2 separate regions of the Homo sapiens genome follow, and region 1 is linked to region 2. A link is an interaction called in ENCODE POLR2A ChIA-PET data of the cell type or tissue named here. Cell type or tissue: CD4-positive, alpha-beta T cell. All regions are shown on one strand. Each heading gives the region's core, and the rest is flanking DNA. Links, peaks and the distances in the headings are about the cores only. Region 1 holds the start of PNPLA2 (patatin like domain 2, triacylglycerol lipase). Region 2 holds the start of PHRF1 (PHD and ring finger domains 1).

What was found. ChIA-PET counts read pairs that join two places held together with the same protein. Peaks named below come from ENCODE experiments on the same cell type or tissue, not always from the same donor. Only the 100,000 strongest peaks of a DNase experiment are listed, where the experiment ranks them.
Region 1: POLR2A ChIA-PET joins it to region 2 with 14 read pairs; 13 of 35 experiments call an interaction of 5 or more read pairs at or near these places.

What each region holds. Positions count from the first base shown.
Region 1 is chr11:817,712-823,012 of GRCh38, reverse strand. PNPLA2 (patatin like domain 2, triacylglycerol lipase) reads right to left here and starts at 4,099. Exons shown (of 10, transcript NM_020376.4): 1 at 4,055-4,099; 2 at 3,108-3,439; 3 at 1,153-1,385; 4 at 990-1,055; 5 at 407-616. The coding sequence starts at 3,294. RefSeq lists enhancers at 2,465-2,514, 4,050-4,344 and a silencer at 2,965-3,854. In CD4-positive, alpha-beta T cell, for the core only: a CTCF peak has its summit at 3,770; DNase peaks (open chromatin) are centred at 1,622, 2,882, 3,252 and 3,512; H3K4me3 peaks cover 2,631 bases; H3K27ac peaks cover 303 bases.
Region 2 is chr11:573,652-579,008 of GRCh38, reverse strand. PHRF1 (PHD and ring finger domains 1) reads right to left here and starts at 2,539. Exons shown (of 18, transcript NM_001286581.2): 1 at 2,417-2,539. It overlaps LOC124902805 (translation initiation factor IF-2-like), which reads right to left. Exons shown (of 4, transcript XM_047428004.1): 2 at 4,244-4,271; 3 at 3,158-3,792; 4 at 2,413-2,586. The coding sequence ends at 2,413. LOC143666 (a long non-coding RNA gene) reads left to right here and starts at 3,124. Exons shown (of 1, transcript NR_026967.1): 1 at 3,124-5,201. In CD4-positive, alpha-beta T cell, for the core only: no CTCF peak of the experiment used is centred there; DNase peaks (open chromatin) are centred at 1,992, 2,558, 2,848, 4,648 and 1 weaker place; H3K4me3 peaks cover 3,600 bases; H3K27ac peaks cover 402 bases.

The sequences.
Region 1 (5,301 bases), core at 1-5,000, 240 kb before region 2:
TCTTTACTAAAAATACAAAAAGTAGCCAGGCATGGTGGCAGGCGCCTGTAATCCCAGCTAATGGGGAGGCTGAGGCAGGAGAATAGCTTGAACCTTGGAGGCAGAGGTTGCAGTGAGCTGAGATCCTGCCACTGCACTCCAGCCTTGGCAACAGAGCGAGACTCCGTCTCAAACAAAAAAAAAAAAAAAAAAGAGAGAGAGACTGGACAGGGAGCCTGGACAGAGCAGCTAGACAGAGAGGTTGGATGGGCCATCTGCCCCTAGAAAGGTTGTGCGCTTTCCCCAGCCCTCAGAAGAGGCTCCCACCACCCTACCCTGGGCACTCAGAAGTCAAAGGATCAGTGTTCTCCCTTGGTGCCCAGTGAGGAGTGGCTGGGAAGGCCACAGTCCTCGGAGCAGAGCTCACCAGGGGCTCCGGCGGGAAGAGGGCCTTGGAGAGGCGGTAGAGGTTGCGCAGGTTGAACTGGATGCTGGTGTTGGTGACCCGCAGCTCGTGGATGTTGGTGGAGCTGTCCTGCGGACAGATGTCACTCTCGCCCGAGAAGGGGGACACTGTGATGGTGTTCTTAAGCTCATAGAGTGGCAGGTTGTCTGAAATGCCACCATCCACGTAGCGCTTCCACGGGACACACAGACAGGACCGTATGTGAGGGCCTGTGGCTGCACTGGCCACCCACCCCAGCCACCCCACCCGGCCACCAAGGGCCCCATTCAGTGGCTACCTCATTTGAGCGTTTTACCCACTGGGCACTGGCTGTGGGCCAGCCTGGGCACTGAGCAGATGGTAGACGGGGGAGGGCAGGGACGGAGGAAGGGATGGGGGGCCAGGAAGCGTGCGTTGCCACAGCTGTTTCTTGAGTAACACAGGGGAAGTGGGTAACAGGCGGTGGCAGAGCAAGGGCCTGAAGGATGGCTCTAGGCGGCCTCCTCCTCTGTCCCTCATCCCACGGCCCACCCCATAGAAGGTGTCCAGGGCTAGGAATACTCACCACCCCCTGGAGGGAGGGAGGGATGAGCCCACAGTACACGGGGATGAAACCGCTGCAGACATTGGCCTTCAGGGCAGGGACAGAGTGGGAGAGAATGAGCAGAGGCCTTGAGGTTCCCACTGCCCCCCCCACCGCCACCCAGCATGGCTCCACCAGGCCCCACCTGGATGAGCTCGTCCTTGGAGTTGAAGTGGGATATAATGACATTCTCGCCGTCTGACACGCGGGTCAGGGAGATGCCCAGGCGCCCACTGGCATGCTCATGGCTATCAGCAGGCAGGACCTTCAGCAGGAAACTGCGGATGATCTTTACCAGGTTGAAGGAGGGGTGCAGGGGGCCCAGGAACCGCTTCCGGGCCTCTTTAGATACCTCAATGAACTTGGCACCAGCCTCACCTGGGGCACAGGGCCAAGGTTAGGGGCCCATGCTCCTGGGCTTAGCAACACCCACCTTCCTTCATAGCCCCATGTCCAGGGTTCCATGGCATACAGACCCTGGAGGAGGCCCAGTGAATGTGGGGCCTGGCTCACAGTTGGGACTTTGGCCACCTCCCCTGGGATGGCAGACAGCAGAGGCTGGCCAGCTGAGACCAGGACCTGCCCTCTGCCTGGTATTTCCCAACTGCCTGCCCTATGAGTCACTGGGCCTGGTGTGGCATCTAGCCCAGGAGAGGGGACAAGGCAGAAACTCAACTCTGACCGGCCTTAGCCTTCACCCACTTGGCCAGATCCAGCAGTGCGGGGATGGGGCAGACCCACAAAACCCATCCCGGCACACAGGTCACAGTTCACAGGCCCGGGAGTGTTGGGCTGGAAGTAGTCAGGGCCCAGTTCCTAGGAAGGCACACCTGTGTCCCACTGCAGCCAAGAGGAAGCACCCCAAACACTCCTCTTGGGGCGCAGGAGTGCTGGCCAGCTTGGGGATAGTCCCTGGAAGTGGTCGGGAGCACTGAGGGAGGAGCTGAGGTCCAAGCCCTCCTCCAGTGCATCACCCTGGTCAGGAGTGGGGCAGTGTGGAGCCAGGGGCTCTTCAGCCAGCACCTGCTGCACTATGGGCTCCAGCTGTGCAAGACCACCCGTGAGAAGGAGTCTTGTTGGGAGCAGGGTGGGGAAGCACTGTGGGAGAGGTGTCCTTGGCTCGGGTAGCAGGGACCTTGATGTATCTTGAAGCCAGGGGGCCGACTGAGGCGCTTGTCTGAAGGCCTCCATGAGAGGGAGGGGGCTGGAGGGGGCTGTTCCCAATAATAGCTCTAGTTATTGGGACCTGAGAGGTTCACTTCTGTGGTCCAGCCCCCTCCCTCCCAGGACAAAGTTCAGAGGAAGAGGGCAGGGGTGAGCCCCGGACAGGCTCCTGCTGAGCAGAGTGCCCCTGTCATCTTGGGTGTCCTCACAGGCTCCTGAAGTCGTGTGCTGTAAACATCACTCCCTCATGGCAGCCGATGGTGCGAGCCGAGGCCAGCCCAGCACACAGAGACCCATCCACTCCTGACCCAGGCACCAGAGCCCAGAAGCACCCTCACCCATGAAGTGTGCAAACGCGGTGGGCCGCAGCGGGGAGCCAGGCCACAGGGCACCGTGTGCAAGGAGAGGGCAGGAGAGCCCCTTCGCGCCCAGCCCTGACCTCAGCGGGGCTCCTCCTCCGGGCCCTTGGGAAGGACCAGGTCACGGTTCCCAGACGCCTCTCAAGAGGCTACCCCCATGCCAGGCCCCCTGATAGCAGCCTGCAACTGCGGAAGCCCAGGACACTGTGACCGATCGCTGGCACCGGTTGTAATATCCAGGGCCACGGGGTGACTTAGGTCCCTCCTCGGATTCTCACGGTCCCGCCCACGAGTTACTTTTTCTGTCCAATTAAGCAGCTTTTGCTGCACCTGCCCGCCCCCAAACCTTTGCGCCAGACAGGCGGGCCCCGGGCACCCTCGGAGCAAAACAAACCAGGCCCCGCCCCCAGGCCAGCGACCCGGATTGGATCCTCGCCGGGTTCCCCAGGCGCGGACCGGAACCCTCCCCACGGTACCCACCGACTCGCCGCGGGGCCCCTCCGCTCACGGAGACCATCCCCCGGCCCCGCACGGCCTTCCCGCCAGCCCCCCGCCTGCCGCCCCCGGCCCCGCTCACCCAGGCAGACCCCGGTGACCAGCGCCGTGGCCGTGAGCGCCCCGGCCGAGGCGCCGTAGATGTGCGTGGCGTTGGCCACCAGGAAGGGCGCGTGCTCGCGGAGGCAGGAGGCCACGCCGACGTAGTAGACGCCGAGGAAGCCGCAGCCCGCGAACGAGATGTTCCACGTCTTCTCGCGGGGAAACATCGCGGCGGCGGCCGCCGGGCCCCGGGTTCCGTGGGCGGCCAGGCCTCTGTGAGCCGCCTGCTCGCCGCTCGCTCGCTGGAGCCGGGGGCCGGGCAGGTCCCGCTGCGGCTCTAGCTCGGGGTCCCCGCTGGCGGAGGCGAAGAAGCTACGCGGGCGGCGCGGAGGCGGCGCTTTTAAGTGTGGGACTCACGGCGGGGGCGGGGCCGGCACACGAAGACCAATCGGGGCGCGCAGGGAACGGCCGTGCCCTCGGGACCCGCCCCCGTCCTTGACCCGGCCCCCCGCGCTGGAGCCCCGCCCTCCGCTGCCGCCCGGAGAAAGCTTCTGCCCTCCCTCCGCCCCTGCTGGGCACGGCTGGGGGCACACGCCTAGGGGTGTAGGGTGGGCTGGGCGCAGGCCCGAGCCTGGGGGCCGGAAGCCTCACACAGACCTGGGTACCGGCGAGAGGGAGCTCTGGTTTCAGGGCAGCCACCGCCCCTCCCCACCGGGTCCGCCTCCCACACCCACCCGGGACAGAGGAGCTGGTCCCTGGACAGAGGCGCACCGGCAGCACCCCCAGACCTGAAAGCCGCACAGGCCTCGGGAGCCCCGGGACCCACAGGCTCACCCACAGACAGACCCATAAACATCCAAGGCCAAGGCCGGATGCGAGTCCCGCAAACCCTTCGTGGGGGACCCCAGCTCCGCAGACCCACGCGACCTGACGTGGGGCCTCAGCCCTGCCCCGCGCCCGCGACCCTTCCGGACCTTGGCTTCTTACCTGGGTCTGGCCCTGCCTGTTCAGGCTTTGGGGCTGCCTGCGTCTGACTGGGGCCGCCCTGCTCCCGATAATTGCCCCAGAGGTGGAGCAATCCTGGGTGATGTCACCCTTTCACCCCTTTTCCGCATTTTTCTCCTGGTCAGTGGAGCAAACAGGGCTTGGAGTAGATCCAGGATCCCTCCCTGAACCTCACCCCACCCCCAAACGAGAGGCTTTCTCAGGTTGGGGTGGGAGGCAATGAGATTCTGTCTCCCCAGGAACACTGGCTCCCCAGGCTGAGGTCATCTCTGGACCTAGCTGTTGCCAGAGCTGCAGAGGGTCTGGGATGGGGCTTGGGGCTGCCCCCAACCCAAGCTGAGTTAGGGAAGCCAGAACAGGGCCAGAACAGGATGGGGCCATCTAGGGGGATGCTGCCCAGTCCTCAGCCTCTTTGCTCCCAGCCATCCCAGACAGCACTGGAAAGTCAACCCTGCCCCAGCCCTACTGGGGGCCGGTAGGCATTTACATAAGCTCAAAATGAGAGGAGGCCGGGTGTGGAAGCTCACACCTGTAATCCCAGCACTTGGGGAGGCCAAGACGGGCGGATCACAGAAAGTCGGGAGTTTGAGACCGCCTGGCTGGTGAAACGCTGTCTCTACCAAAAATACAAAAATTAGCCGGTCAGGGTGGCACACGCCTGTAATCCCAGCTACTCGGGAGGCTGAGGCAGGAGAATCACTTGAACCTGGGAGGCGGAGGTTGCAGTGAGCTGAGATCGCACCACTGCACTCCAGCCTGGGGGGCAGAGCGAGGCTCCGTCCTAAAAAGAGGCCGGGCACAGTGGCCCATGCCTGTAATCCCAGCACTTTGGGAGGCCGAGGAGGGCAGATCACCTGAGGTCAGGAGTTTGAGACCAGCCAGGCCAACATGGCAAAACCCTGTCTCTACTGAAAATACAAAAATTTGCCAGGTGTGGTAGTGCACGCATGTAGTCCTAGCTACTCGGGAGGCTGAGGCAAGAGAGTCACTTGAACCCGGGAGGCAGAGGTTGCAGTGAACTGAGATTGTGCCACTGCACTCCAGCCTGGCCAGGTGACAGAGCATGACTTCTTCTCAAAAAAAAAAAAAAAAAGAAAAAAGAAAAATGAGTGAGAGGAGGTAGGTAACCACGTGTGGGGCACCTAAGGGGTTCTGGAGGGCTTCCCTGTGGGAAGTGATGCTGAGTTGAATTTTGAAGGGTAAATGAGCAGACCCAGGCAGCCGACCAG
Region 2 (5,357 bases), core at 135-5,134:
AATGAGCCGGGCATGGCGGCGTGCACCTGTAGTCCCAGCTACTCCGGAGGAGAATTGCTTGAACCTGGCAGGCGGAGGTTGCAGTGAGCTGAGATCGCGCCACTACATGCCACTGGGCGACAGAGTGAGACTCAGTCTCAAAAAAAAAAATGTGAATCAGCCGGGCGTGGTGGCTCATGCTTGTAATCCCAGCACTTTGGGAGGCTGAGGCAGGCAGATCACTTGAGCCTGCAAGTTATGAGACCAGCCTGGGCAACATGGCAAAACCGTTAAAAACCAGGTAGGTGTGGTGGAAACCGCCTGTAGTCCCAGCTGCTCGGGAGTCTGAGGTGCAAAGATCACTTCAGCTCAGGAGTTCGAGGCTGCAGTGAGCCATAGTATGTGAACAAACAGCTCCTGGCCTCTCCCTTGATGCACTGAGATTGGGGACCACCTCCAAGGGTTAGGTGGGGCGACAGGCAATGGCAGGGCTTGCCCCAGGGCTGCCAGAAGAGATCAGTGAGGCCGTGTGGGGTTTGGCACATAGGAGCTGGCCAGAAATACCAGCTCAGGAATGAGGCTGAACTTTGCGAGTCCATGCACCTGTGGGGCTAAGTCCTGAGGCCTTTGAACTTTACCACAGCTGGTGAGGGAAGACTCCACGGGCCTCTTACACTCCTCCACCACAGCAGCAGGAACGTTCAGGTTACGTGAGGCTGAACAACATCCTTCCTCGATATCACACAAAAGTAACCAGGGGCTATTTTGCCAGAGAACACAAAATAACCCAGGAAGCCTCCGCAGGTACCCTCTGGCACAAGCACCAGGCACAAGACCTGTTTGGGACCACCAGGACCTGTAGTTAGGATGCTGGGTTAATGGGAGCCCCTAGCTTAGGACCTCCTGGTTGCACCAGCAGCCCCAACTCCAACAAATCTTCCCTTCCCCATACCCACCTCTGCCATGTCCCAGGCCACAGGCCAGGAAGCCATTTCTGCAGAAAAGACCACAGCCCTTCCCAGCTGCTGGCCACCTTTGGCTGGGCTAGCAGAGCTCTGGGGTGGAGGAACCACTGTGACTCTCCTGCTTAGCCTCCAGATTTGGGGGATTAAAGAGGAAAACAAAAAACTGGAAAGGCTATTTCTCTCTCTTTTCAAATTCAGGGGAACCAATGCATTGGCAGTCCCAACTGTTACTAAGGAATGAAAAGGGCCTCTGGTGTCCGGGGTGCCTGCAACCCCGTTCCACGCCAGTCTCGGCACCTGAGTGCCCATCCCAGGCACTGAACAAGCCTGCAGCCAAGTCCAACACCTCAACTCAGGCCGACTTTTATTCTTGTATTCACCATCTGCTGTATCAGCTAGGAGAACTCAAAATTGTCAACTGCAATGGAAGTCAAAAAGTCAGGCACGCACAAAGGTCTCCGCGGGCCTGAGATAAACACAGCCCTGCTGAGGGCCAAGGCCAGGCTTGTCATGGCCATGATGCTGAGGTGCCATCCATCCACTAGCACTCTGACTTAACATTCTTCCAATAAGAAAGAAAACCGGATGGTCCAGGAGAGAGATCAACTATGCCAAACCCGAAGTCAAACCTCAGCTCGGCCTCAGAGCCTGTCCATTGACCACTGGCCAGAACGTGGTTCACCCAGCTGACTGCTGTTCTGCTGTTGTCGAAACAAGTAAAGCACATAAACTCCGAAGAAGGGGCAACACAAGCCCCGTCAAAAGGAGCATGGTAGGAGTCGGGGCTGGCGCGGATCCCCGGCTGCCGGCGCTGGCCAGTTACTTAGCCTTTCTGGGCTCCAATCCCCTCCTCTGTAAAACGGGAACAATACCTACACCTGAGAGGCTCTTGTGAGGACTGCAAGAGTTAAGGAATAGGAAAACCGCCAGCCACACAGGCCTGTGGACATGCAGACAAGGCCAGAAGCCCACGACGGCAACCATGCACAGGGGCCGGACACAAGGCAACGAAGTCACAGCTCTCTCCCAAACGCGGCAGGGCGGACTCGCAGGGGGCATGGGCGTGGGTGCCACAGAGCGAGGCGAGTGGGCTCTCGCCGCGTCCTCGCAAGCCCAGGACGTCCGCCCGCAGGCCACGGGCCTCCCAGTCTCGGCGGGGCCTCCCAGTCTCGGCGGGGCCTCCCAGTCTCGGCGGGGCCTCCCAGTCTCGGCGGGGCCTCCCAGTCTCGGCGGGGCCTCCCAGTCTCGGCGGGGCCTCCCAGTCTCGGCGGGGCCTCCCAGTCTCGGCGGGGCCTCCCAGTCTCGGCGGGGCCTCCCAGCGCGCGCGCGCCCGCCCGCCCTCCCGGCCCGCGGCCAGCGCGGCGCAGGCCTCGCCCCGCGGTGCAGGCCGCAGACAAAGCGCGTGGCGCCCACAGGCGGCCCGCGGCCCGGAGGAGCAGGGCCCCCAGGGCCGGCGCGGCCGCCGCACTTACCCGGAAACCTCGCGTCCCGCAGCCGCTCGCGAGCGCTCGCCGCCGCTGCACGACCGAGAGTCGCTCCTAGGCCCGGCCGCCGCCGCCTCTGCCGCCGCCGTGCGCTCTTCGACCCGGAAGTGCACGGCGCCTCTTCCGGGCTCCTCTGTCCTGCTCGCTGACTGGAACCACTGAGACCAGAGCGGGAAAGAAATGACTGAAGTGAGGAAGGTGCCACTCCTTGCAGCCGGGGGTCTCGAGGCGTTCAAACGGCCTCCCTTCCACCTTGGAAACACTCTTTAATGCAGGACTGCCGCCCGGGGAGACCAATATCCTGGAAGAGCTCGTACTGTTTAACCCGCGACCATGGGCTGGTCCAGGCCGTCCCCCCCGCGGCCGGGACAGCTGGTACCGCCCGGATCTCCGCCCACCGCCCAGAGCGAATGGGAGCTGCTTCCTGTACGTCAGCTCCGCCCCCACGCCCGCAGCCCCGTCCCTCCTCGGGCCCGCAGCCCCACCCCGCCCCCACGCACGTAGCCCCGCCCCCACCCCCGCAGCCCCGCCCCGCCTCGCGCCCGCAGCTCCGCCCCCACGTCTGCAGCCCCGCCCTGCCTCGGGACGGCCGCCCACGGCCCCGCCCCCTCCCTCGCAGCCCCGCCTCACGCCCGCTGCTCCGCAGCCCCGCCCCCACCCTCGCAGCCCCGCCCCCACGCCGCAACCCCGCCCGCAGCTCCTCCCTAGCCCCGCGCGCGGCGGGAGCACCTGGGGAGAAGAGTCCTGGCGTCGCCTGCTACCAGCGCCGCGCTCCTCTGAACAAACACTGCCGGAGCCCTCCGTGAGCCGGCTATTCCAGCCCAGCCCCGCGTCCGCCCGTCCCGCAGCAGGCGCGGTGAATCGTGCGCGCTGGCGGACGAGGCGGGCTCGGCAGGACGCTGCTGTGCCGTCCCGTGTGGATTTGGCTCCAGGTCGTCCTGAGGATGCCGCGCAGAAGCCGTGTGGGCCTCGGGACGCAGGCCTGCGTGGCTGCAGCGCACCAGGGGAGGCTCCGGGGATCCCGAGCTGGCGCGGACTCGCGAGACCCCCTGGCCGCTCTGCGGGGAGCGCTGGGGAGGCGTCCCGAGCGGGCGCCAGAGACCCGCGGGCTCCCCGTGCAGGGGCTGCCTGGGCTGGGGCCCGGGTGGGTCTGCGCAGGTGTGGGAAGTGCCGGCTCCCGGTAGATGCTGAAGGCGGAGTTGCCAGGATTTGCTGCGGACTTTTGGAGAAATGAGGCGGGGAAGGACGAGCTTGAGAACCGACGCCGGAGAGACGGGGAAGACGGGGGAGGCCTGAGCGCGGGCTGGCATGGCTGGGGAGGTTGTGCACTGCCCAAGAATGCTCACTGAGGAGCGTGTTCACGTCTCATCGTGGGTGTCTGTGTTTATTATGACAACTACCAGCAGCCCCCGAGGAGCAGCGACAGATGGAGGTCGGGGGCTCTAAGCTGAACACAGGCGGTCGGTCCTCCTTCCCAGGAGCCTCAGCGTGTGTGTCCGCAGGTGCCCCTTTATCTAGCGCCCTTGGGGGAATGGGACGTGTCAGAGGAGATGCAGTGGGCAGAGGCTGCACTGGATGAAGAGAACTATGTGGGAATCGCATGTGGGGTGTGACTGGGGACCAGTGCCTGAACTCTGGGACTCCAACTTGAAGAGGTTTGGAATCTGCAAAGGAGACTAGGAAGGGGCACAGGGGGTGCTAGGGGTGGGGGCCGGAGGACAAACCAGGAGAGGGGCTTCTGGAAGCCAGAGAGGGCGTGCACACACAGGCGGGGGAGGGAGCCTGGGTGCAGCAGGGTGGGCCACTGCGACTCACCGAGGGCCAGCGGCGCTGGGGCCAGGGGCTGGAGTTTGGAGAGTGAGCAGAGAGCACGCAGGGGCTGTGAACACCAACTTCTCTTTCAGGTCAATTTGCTGCAAAGGGGAAGGTAAAGGTGGAGGTAACTAAGGAGCAGGGCAAGAGAGGGGTGTGGTTTTCTGTAGGGTCCAGCCCTACGGGGGCTTAGCAGGTGTCCTCCCCGTGTGCAGAGACCAGAGATTGTAATAAAGACACGAGATAAAGAGCAGCTGGGCCCCGGGGGACCACTACCATCAAGACGTGGAGACCGGTAGTGGCCCTGAGCGCCTAGGTGCGCTGATATTTATTGCATACAAGACAAGGGGGCAGGGTAAGGAGGGTGAATCTTCTAAGTGATAAAGTGAAGCAAGTCACGTGATCATAGGACAGGGGGCCCTTCCCTCTTAGGCAGCCGAAGCAAAGAGAGAAGGCAGCATATGTCAGCATTTTCTTCTCTGCACTTAGAAGAACGATCAAAGACTTTAAGACTTTCACTATTTCTTCTACCGCTATCTACTACGAACTTCAAAGAGGAGCCAGGAGTACGGGAGGAGCATGAAAGTGGATAAGGAGTGTGATCATTCAAGCACCACAGGGAGGGGGTTAGGCCTCCGGATGACTGCAGGCCAGGCCTGGAGAATATCCAGCCTCCCACAAGAAGCTGGTGGAGCAGAGTGTTCCCTGACTCCTCCAAGGAAAGGAGACTCCCTTTCACGGTCGGCTAAGTAACGGGTGCCTTCCCAGGCACTGGCGTTACCGCTTGACCAAGGAGCCCTCAAGCGGCCCTTATGTTGGCGTGACAGAGGGCTCACCTCTTGCCTTCTAGGTCACTTCTCACAACGTCCCTTCAGCACCTGACCCTATACCCGCCGGTTATTCCTAGGTTGTATTAGTAATGCCACAAAGAGTAATATTAAAAGCTAATGACTAATATTTATAATAATGATTGATAATTTTCCATGATCATCTCTGTATCTAATTCGTATTAGGACTATTCTTATTCTATTTTCTTTATTATACTGAAACAGTTTGTGCCTTCAGTCTCTTGCTTCGGCACCTAGGTAATCTTTCGCCCACAGTTTTCTGTTTGCAA